Regions from separate parts of the Homo sapiens genome. Here region 1 is linked to region 2. A link is a loop called in an ENCODE intact Hi-C map of the cell type or tissue named here. Cell type or tissue: lower leg skin. All regions are shown on one strand.

Evidence for each region. A loop is a pair of places that touch in the nucleus more often than their neighbours do. Peaks named below come from ENCODE experiments on the same cell type or tissue, not always from the same donor. Only the 100,000 strongest peaks of a DNase experiment are listed, where the experiment ranks them.
Region 1: a loop joins it to region 2, with 3 times the contacts of the local background. A loop is called at or near these places in 16 of 110 quality-filtered maps.

Annotation. Positions count from the first base shown.
Region 1 is chr16:28,068,673-28,073,672 of GRCh38, forward strand. No RefSeq gene overlaps it. Among named protein-coding and RNA genes, the nearest start is that of GSG1L, 7.5 kb to the left of the region's middle. In lower leg skin, a CTCF peak has its summit at 2,264 (motif pointing left); a DNase peak (open chromatin) is centred at 2,249.
Region 2 is chr16:27,688,044-27,693,043 of GRCh38, forward strand. All of the region lies in intron 8 of KATNIP (katanin interacting protein), which reads left to right. Among named protein-coding and RNA genes, the nearest start is that of KATNIP, 140 kb to the left of the region's middle. In lower leg skin, no CTCF peak of the experiment used is centred here; a DNase peak (open chromatin) is centred at 2,768.

The DNA.
Region 1 (5,000 bases), 380 kb after region 2:
CCAGCCTCTCCTAATTATAGCAAGAGATTAGCCAATTTCCAATTATCAGGGAAGTTTTTTAAACATCGACTCCCAAGGTATGCAAGCCTAATGCCCACTTCACTCCCCTGGTTAACCCGTCACTCCGGGTTTCTGGGGAAAGCCAGCCTCACAGTGCTGGTATGCTTACCAGGCTGTTCGTGGTTCAGGGCCACTGTTCCCAGGGAAGGGAAGGCCCTCAAGCTCTGTGCAATCAAAGACATCCCAGGGGGTAGATTCTCCGGAGGTGAAAGGAACCAGCTTCATTAGAAAGTGATCAGCTGGGGCTACCTGTGTGTTCTTGGAAACTGTTGTAGCCCTTGTCTATTCAGGAAGTGTTTATCAGCCTCCTGCTCTGTGCTGGGCATTCAGTGAACAAGACAGGCCAGGTCTATGCCTTCATGGGGCTTACCTTCTAGAAGGGGAGACAACAATAAACAAGGGGCTGGGCGTGGTGGCTCACACCTGTCATCCTGACAATTTAGGCGGCCAAGACAGGTGGATGGCTTGAGCCCAGGAGTTCAAGATCATCGAGCAACACAGTGAGACCCCCGTCTCTACAAAATATACAAAAAAAGTTAGCCGGTTATGGTGGCACGTGCCTGTCATCCCAGCTACTCGGGAGGCTGAGGTGGAAGGCTCACTTGAGCCTGGGAGGTGGAGGTTGCAGTGAGCTATGATTGAGCCACTGCACTCCAGCTTGGATGACAAGGCGAGACCTTGTCTTTAATGATAATAATAATAAACAGGGAAGTGGGTGATAAATTCCCCAAATGCATAGATGGTAATCTGTGCAGGAGAACAAAGAAAAGATCTACTGGGGGACCCTCACTGATGAGGGATTGTTATATAATATATGCATGGACACTGAAACATTACACTGCACCCCAGAAATATGTAGCAATTATTATGTGTCAATTATAAAATTAAAAAGTAATTAATTTTTAGAGATAACTGGGAAGGTCTGAGTGTTAATCCTGGCTCTGCTGCATCTGGGCTGCGTGTTTTTGGATCTGTTCCCAATCTCTCGCTCAGAGCCTCAGTTTCCTCGTCTGTGAAATGAGGGCGGGAAAAGGACACCAATATGTGTGGAGTGTCTCAGCACAGGAACGCATTTCCACACATGGTCGCCCATCTCTCGTCATTCTCAATCCTCAAGGGGTTAGTCGTGTCCATTTTATAGATGAGGAAACTGACGCTGCTCAGAGAGGCTCCATCAATTGCACCAAGCCTACGTGACAGAAGCGTGGGGCACGTAGACAGAAGTGTCTTGGAGGGCTGACGGTTGGGGGGCACTCCTATCCCAGGGCCTTCAAGACCGGCCCAGGAGCTTTGATCTCACTCCGCCAGCCATGAGGATCCAGCGACGGCTGGAGCAGGCGCACGACGCTGCGTTTCTGGAAGGCGGCTCTGGGGACCCGCGGTCGGTTGGATGGGAGGTGAGGCATCGTGGGGATGTGTTAGGAGGCTCACGCATAGTCCATGCCAAGTACTGAAGTCTGCTCTGAGCCATGAGAAGGAACCTCACACTTGTTCCCCAGCTGCGTTCTCGAAGAATCAAGCCAAAACCCGCCACACAAGAGCTTTAGTACATCTGCCAGAAAATGCTCTCAGAGGCAGGGACACAGCAGCCCGCAAACTGGCCCTGACTCCAACACCCAGGACAGAAAGGAAATGCGTGACAGGTCACAGATAGGTTTGGGTGGGATAGAGCAGTAACAAATGAGATGAGGAAGAGTTACTCCTCAGGTCAGAGACTGCACACATTGATTTGGCACCGACTGTATACCATGCGCTTTAGCCAAAGGGATACAATTAAATCGACCCTTATGGAATTCTTACTAGATCTCAGCTGGAGAAACAGCTCAAGAAGTAGCAGGACAGTGGCCAGAGTCCAGGACCACCCGGGGTCCCCTCTACCTGTCGTGGGCCAGCTCTGTGTCATCTTCGGATAAATGCAGTGTTCAGGTTAAAGCCCCACCGCTCAAAATGAGCCTTGGGGGTCAGTGACTCCCTTCCGTATTCCCCACGCTCAATGGGATTTTTCTCGGTCCTCAGGGGCTGCAGATGGTTTATTTTACTCCATTCCTGAGGAGGGAGAACGAGGAAGGTTGGGGAGAAAGGAGACATTATAAGGTGTCTCCTGCACCAGCCCTTATGGGGCTGTTTTCCTAGAGTAGGTTTCAAAGCTGTTGTTTTGCTTCCCTCTGCTGCCTCCTAGGGGCCAAGAGTGGGACCGCCAGTCTTGATCCCCTGGACCAGTAAGAGCGTCCCCTCCACACTCATCCATCCACCACCAAGACACGAAAACTGCCCAGGTGAGGGACTTGGGATTTAATGAAACGACTAAGAGCAGAGATCTCCAACTGGGCAGGAACATTTATGAATTACACAATGATGCACTAACATATTACGAGCTGTACATAAAGCATAAAATATCCCTTATTCCAAAGAGCTTGGGACCAGATGTGTGTCAGATTTTGGACTTTTTCCGATTTCTAACTTCTTCAGATTTTGGAATATCCACTTTGTACTTACCAGTTAAGCATCCCAAATCCGGAAATCTGAAATATGTTGTTGTTGTTGTTGTTGTTTTGTTGTTGTTATTGTTTTGAGACAGAGTCTCACTCTGTCACCCAGGCTGGAGTGCAGTGGCTCAATCTCAGCTCACTGCAACCTCCGACCCCTGAGTTCAAGCGATTCTCCTGCCTCAGCCTCCCGAGTAGCTGGGACTATAGGCGAGTGCCACCATGCCTAGCTAATCTTTGTATTTTTGGCAGAGACGGGGTTTCACCATGTTGGCCAGGCTGGTGACAACTCCTGACCTCAAGGGATCTGCCCACCTCGGCCTCAAAATGCTCCAGTGAGCATTTCTGTTGAACATCATATCAGCACTCAAAATGTTTTGGATTTTGGAGCATTTTAGGTTTTGGCTTTTCAAATTTTGGATGCTCAACCTGTATAAAAACTAGGAATTCTTAACGGAGGACATGAAGATTAAATAAACACTACTTTGAAATATTTTTATTTTACTTGCTAACAGTAAAATTCACCTTTTGGCTTTCATTTGAGCATTCCAAATGTTCTTTTCCTGATAGCAATGCAATTGAATCTTTTTTATTTTTTGGAAAGCTTAGGTTTGGAAAGCACGGTACGTGCTGTGGTGACATGAGAATCTCGTTCTGTGGAGAGTGATGTCCATACTTGGTTTGAGTGGCTATTAGAGCTGCAAACGATACCTCACAAAGATTTGTAAATTCAAATGGAAGAAGTGCCATATGCTGTGCTTTCTAAATATTAATATCAATACTCGTATTTTAATCCCATTCACCAAATAGGGAACTATTTTTTGGTGAAATTGACTAGTACTGTATACATCCATCTTCCTGGATAGCCCTCATTTCATCTTGAAAAGAATTCAGAAAATTGGTATTTGCAGATTTGTAATAAATGGATTCAAAACTTCCTAAAAGTTTTCTTTTGAAAGATTTTGAAATTGGCTAGAATTTTCTGTTTCCCAGTTCTTCAAGTGTGCAGACGTGGGGAGGTTTTAAAAGGAAACACACTTTCTTTGCTTTTTGGCAATAAAAGCTGATAACAATGGAAACATTTCCAAACATCTGCTTTCAAAATGCTCTTTCCAAAACGTGAGTATCTCTCAAAAAGCACTCACATTCTCATTCATTGTTTAAAAATCACCTTCTCCTTGAAGGGGCGGATCCTGTGCTTTCTTTGGAGGGGGACAAGTAGCTGACAGTCACATGTCACCCGAAGAAGACATCAGTAAATGAAAGCATTTGTCTTATCATAAAAGAAAATAATGAAACTCATCTTCAGGCTCAACAGCTGTTTTGAGTCACCCTCATGGTCACCCCCCATCTCAAAACAAAGTGTCATTGAAGAATCTTCTAGGAAAGTCATATTTTTAGGAGTAATTTATAAATAATAATAATAAACAACAATAGAAAGTCCTGATTCTGGACCAGGCACAGTGACTCACGCCTGTAATCCCATCACTTTGGGAGGCCGAGGTGGGTGGATCACTTGAGGTCAGGAGCTCAAGACCAGACTGGGCAATATGGACAAACCCCATCTTCACAAAAAGTACAAAAAAAAGTTAGACAGGCATGGTGGTGCATGGTGGTCCCAGCTACTCAGGAGGCTGAGCTGAGAGAATCGCTGGAGCCCTGGAGGAGGAGGTTGCAGTGAGACGAGATTGTGCCACTGCACTCTAGCCTGGGCGATAGAGCCAGACCTTGTCTCAAAAGAAAAAAAAAATCCTGATTATGTGTTGGGCACTGTTGTAAGCAGACTCACGCACATTAACTCATTACATCTACAAGCAACCCTGTGAGGCAGGTATGATTCCAGTCTTCTTTGACAGATGAGGAAACAGAGGCACAGACACGGCGGAACTGGTAAAGTGTTTTCAGGACCTTATTGTGACTGTGACAGATGATACTGTCAAAGGGGAGACTGCTGATGGGACAGAGGGTACAGCATGGTGTATTAATCTGTTCTCACACGGCTAATAAAGACATACCCGAGACTGGGTAATTATATGGGAAAGAGGTTTAATGGACTCACAGTTCCACATGGCTGGGGAGGCCTCACAATCATGGTGGAAGGCAATGGAGGAGCAAAGTCACATCTTACATGGCAGCAGGCAAGAGGGTGTGTGCAGGGGAACTCCCCTTTATAAAACCATCAGCTCTCATGAGACTTATTCACCACCATGAGAACAGTATGAGGAAACCGCCTCCAGGACTCAATTATCTCCACCTGGCCCCGCCCTTGAAATGTGGGGATTATTACAATTCAAGGTGAGATTTGGGTGGGGACACAGCAAAACCATATCGCATGGGGACCCTAAAACTTGGGAACCAGAGCTTTCCCTACCCCCAGAAGACACTGTGAGTTCTCGCAAATTTGGGTCCAGGACTGTGGTTGTGGCACAGGCCACAAAAGATACACCCAAGTCC
Region 2 (5,000 bases):
TCTCGGGAAGCTGTTTCATCACTTAGCTTTACACTTCTCTAGCCCAGTGGTTCTCAAACTTGGACATGCATCAGAATTACTTGCAAAGCCAATTAAAACACAGATTGTTGGCCAAGCATGGTGGCTCACACCTGTAATCCTAGCGCTTTGGGAGGCTGAGGCAGGAGACTCATTTGAACCCAGGAGTTCAAGACCAGCCTGGGCGGTGTAGTGAGACCTTGTCTCTATTTTGTTCTTAAATAAAATAATAATTAAAATAATCAGATTGGCCGGACATGGTGACTCACACCTGTAATCCCAGCACTTTGGGAGGCTGAGGAGGGTGGATCTCCTGAGGTCAGGAGTTCAAGATCAGCCTGACCAGTACGGTGAAACCCCATCTCTACTAAAAATACAAGTTAGCCGGACATGGTGGCGGTCACCTGTGGTCCCAGCTACTCAGGAGGCTGAGACAGGAGAATTGCTTGAACCCGGGAGGCAGAGGTTGCAGTGACCCAAGATCGCACCACTGCACTCCAGCCTGGGCAACAGAGTGAGACTCCGTCTCAATAAGTAAAATAAAATAAATCAGATTATTGGGCCCCAATCCCAGAATTTCTGCTTCAGTGTGTCTGAGGTAGAGGTAAGTGTTTTAATTCCTAGCAAGTTCCCAGGCGATCCTGACATTACTGGTTTAGAGAACACACTTTGAGACCCATGTCTCTAGTTACTACCAGGCAGGCATTTCATTGATGGCCTAGAGATGGCCCCCAGTGGCTCCAGGCTTCCTTTACTATCTGCTTTGCAATCCCCAGGTGAGAGAGACAGTTCTTTTCTTAGTTCAAGAACCAGCTCTCTCCTGAACCAGCCTCCCTCCTCCATGGTCAGGGAGAGGTAGTCTGGCATGGCCCAGGCTGAGCCAGAAGTGGAGTCAGATCTGCAAAGATCCACTACAGCCAGGGCCAGGAGTGGGGTCATAGCCACCCAAAAGGCTGAGAAAGGTGAGGAAAGAATGGTTCCCTGAAGGAAACCATAGGTGCTGTGAAGATCATAGTGCCAGGTAGACAAAAGCCACTGCTATCCATTTCATATAAAAATGAACCACATAGGTGGCCAGGCGTAGTAGATCATGCCTGTAATGCCAGCATTTTGGGAGGCCAAGGCAGGTGGATCACTTGAGGTCAGGAGTTTGAGACCAGCCTGGCCAACATGTCAGAACCCCATCTCTACTAAAAATATGAAAATTAGCTGGGTGTGGTGGCATGTGCCTGTAGTCCCAGCTACTCAGGAGGCTGAGGTTGGAGAATCACTTGAACCTAGGAGGTGGAGGTTGCAGTGAGATCACGCCACTGGACTCCAGCCTGGATGACAGAGTGAGACTCCGTCTAAAAAAAAAAAAAAGTCAACCACATAGGACATTTTGCCACAGATTCTACGGAGGCAGTGTAGAGCAATGGACTGTAACATCCAAGAGTAGAAGTCATTTAGTCTGGGGGCCTTGATTGCTGTCCTTGAAAATCACCCGCACTCCTGGGCTCAGGGAGAGACAGTGGCAGAATGATGACAGGGCTGCAGACAGCACCTGCCATCAAGAAAAGTCCCAAAAGCAGCTTTAGAGATGAGAAGAACACAGGCCTTAACAAGCCAGGTCTGTCGGCTAACTATTACTGCCTGACAACCCACCCCAAAATGTAGTGGCTTAAAACAGCAACCGTTTTATGATTGCTCATGAGTCTGTGGGTGGACTGGGCTGTTCTGTAGTGAGCTAGCAGGTGGCTGGGCCAGATGGTCTAGGACAGCCTTACTCACATGTCTGGCAGTTTTGTTTGTCCTGAGGACCTTGGCTAGGACAGCCCATCTTGGCCCCATAGAGTCTTATTCTCTAGCACTGGTGATTTCAGGGCAGCAAGAGAGGACAAGCCCATGCCTGGGTGCTTTTTAAAGACTGCTTGGTCATGATTGCTAATGTCCTGTTAGCCAAAGAAAGTCACCAGGCAGGGCCGGCTGCAGTGCCTCATGCGTGTAAGCCTAGCACTTTGGGAGTCCGAGGCGAGAGGATCACTTGAGCCTGGGAGTTCAAGACCAGCCTGGGCAACAAAGTGATACCTCATCTCTACAAATAATAATAATAATAATAATAAAACTAGCTGGGTGATGTGGTGCATGCCTGTGGTCCCAGCTACACAGGAGGCTGAGGCAAGAGGATGACTTGAGCACAGGGAAGTCAAGGCTGCAGTGAGCCATACTCATTCCATGGCACTCCAGCCCGGGTGACAGAGTGAGACCCCATCTCAGATAGATAGATAGATAGATAGATAGATAGATAGATAGATAGATAGATGATAGATAGATAGATAGATAGATAGAAAAATAAATAAAAATAAAATGAAAGCCACCAGGCCAAGCCCAGCTAGAGAAACAGACACTAGCTCCTAATGGAAAATGCTGCAAAACCACATTGCAGCGGTCCACATACAGGGGTGGGAGGAATTCGTGGCCACTTGTTGCAGTTCCCGATGCCATAGGAAGCAGGTAGCCTGATGACGTTGGCCCATTTGGAAATGCATGGAGGCTTTGGAGCACTCAGGCCTAGAACATTGTCCCAGGGCACACTCTCCCTTCCCCACCTCCCTCTTGGCTTTTAGAAGTGAGTGTGGACATCTGAAGACAAAACAAGGCTATGTCTACCATTTCCCTGGACTTTTTGCCACACAACATAGTGTACAGTTTCAAGGCCTACCAGGCATGTGACCACAGGGAGTGGGGTGCACTGTGGAAACTGGAGCATTTCAGCCCTGTCGAAAGGGGGCGCCATCACCTAGCTCCAGCCGATGGTTCCCACATATGAATACTGTTCCAGGGTTGCCAGATGGTATTACTTTTCAGGAGATGCCAGGAATCCCAATTTTCAGGTGGATTTCCTTTTTTTTTGAGCTTGGCATCTATTTTCAATTTTTCTAAAAAAGTGAAAGTGACACAATACATCTCTGTAGGCAGGTTATGCCTGTGGGCTGCCGGTTTATGATTGCTATAATAGACCCTTGTTGTCCTTAAATTTCATATTCGCCATTTCGGTGGCTTCCCAGGTGACCTCCAAGGCCCCTTGCATGTAGAAAGGGGTAATTTTGCTGAGACTCTGAATTTGAGCTTTTCAAGTCACAGCTGGTGGCTGGTGAGCCGACCGGCAGCCTCGTGCCCTCACGTCTTCTGTGTGACATGTGTTGCATTCATGGTAAATTTCCTGAATTGATACACCTTTTGTTTCTCTGTGAGAGAGAAGAAAGCCAAACACTGGTGAAGTGAAGATAAAGCAAAGTTATCGGAAGAGGGATGGTTCTCAACCAGAAAAGAGCAGTTTGGGAGAAGTTAAAATGTGCAATTTGGCTTTTGCTGGTGGCACAAATGGACTGTGTGAATAGATCCACCATCCTCTAGGTCTGTGATGGGAATAAATCCACCATCATGGGGTATTCAGGCTAGCATTCGCCCAAGTGAGCGATGAGAGCATCAAAAAGAATTAAAAGGTGGTTACCTCGTGTGCACGTGTGTGCGGTGTGAGGGAGTGCACAGAGGGAACGTGATTTTGGAGAACTGGGGCGCCATGTAGGACGGTTCTGGAAAGCCAGGATGGGAAAAGCTCTGGTAGTGGAGCTGCAGCATTGACCTTCACTTGGAGAAAGGGTGATTTAATTTTTAAAAGCATGTTCTTAGCATAATATGACTCAAAGGGCACAGACAGCACCTGATGATCATGTTGCTGGAGGAGCATTTCCTCCCAAATGAAAGACGCTCAGGGGCAAAAGGGTCTGTGCAGATAAAACTGGTCTCTACTGGAGAAAGATGCCTTTGTGACTCTCCTTGTCCAAGAGGAAGTGAGCATAGGGCTGCAGCAGCCAAGGACAGATCATCCCGCCTGCTCACAGGTCATGAGACGAGCTTCCAAGCTATCTCAGAGGCCTCTTGTTCCATCCCAGCCCCAGACTGATGAGGCATAAGAGGAACAGGCTCTTGCCCAAAGATTGGCAGTAAAAAGATAAGGGTCACCACATGGTTCTTTTTAGACAAATTTTATAAGTGCTTCATGCGGGAAATGGTGAATGAGCTTGTGAATTTCAGGTTCTACTTGTCCTGGTGCTGCCCAAGCCTTCTACCAATGCTGGTGTTTGCACCCCACGTGTCAGGTGCTGGTGCATTTGTTTAGCTTTGACACAATCTTGGTCCCTTATTTATGGAATTGTCTATAGGGTCTAAAGGGAGCTTGATTTTTTCAACTGTGCTTTACTACAGATGATGGAGAGAACCATGTGGTTGGGTGATATTCACAAATACTTAGATTTACAAGGTTTGGGGTTTAAGTCATTTTTCATCCATCCATTTAGCAAAAATTATAATGCCAGGTGTCAGGGATACAACAGTAAACAAGATGGGTATGACCTCATGAAGTAGCTGAGGCTCTACAAGAACTGAGCCCGCAACCTCTCCACCCTCGTTGCTAACCATCCTTCCCCTTGCCCCCCATTCCAGCCCCCTTGCCACTCCTCAGTGTGCTGAGCTTGACCTACCAGGGCCTGGCACCTGCTGTTCCAGGCGAAGGGAAGAGCAGGGTATTCCCAGGGCTCACCGCCTTCGTGTCCCCACTCAGATATCCTCTTCCCAGATGGTACATCTCAAATGACAGTGCGTCCCCTCCCATCATGAGCAGCCCCTTACCCTCTGCATGTACCTGACCCATGTCTGTCTCTGCTTTGTGACTACAAGGTCAATGAGGGCAGAAAGTGTGCCCGTTCCTCCGACCCCTGTACTCCCACACCAAGAGCAGCATCTCACTCAACCAAAGAAGCTCACAGCATAGTGCAGGTCGTAAGCCTGGTAACGAAGTACCTTTGACTTTGTGGATAACTCATTTCTGCGTTAGGGGCGAGGGTGTGTCTATACTTTGGGGTGTTTTGGCTTCAGCTCCAGTATAGCTCAAAACCACATCCTTCAGCTTCCTTCACTCCTTTTGTGGTCCTCCTGGCTAT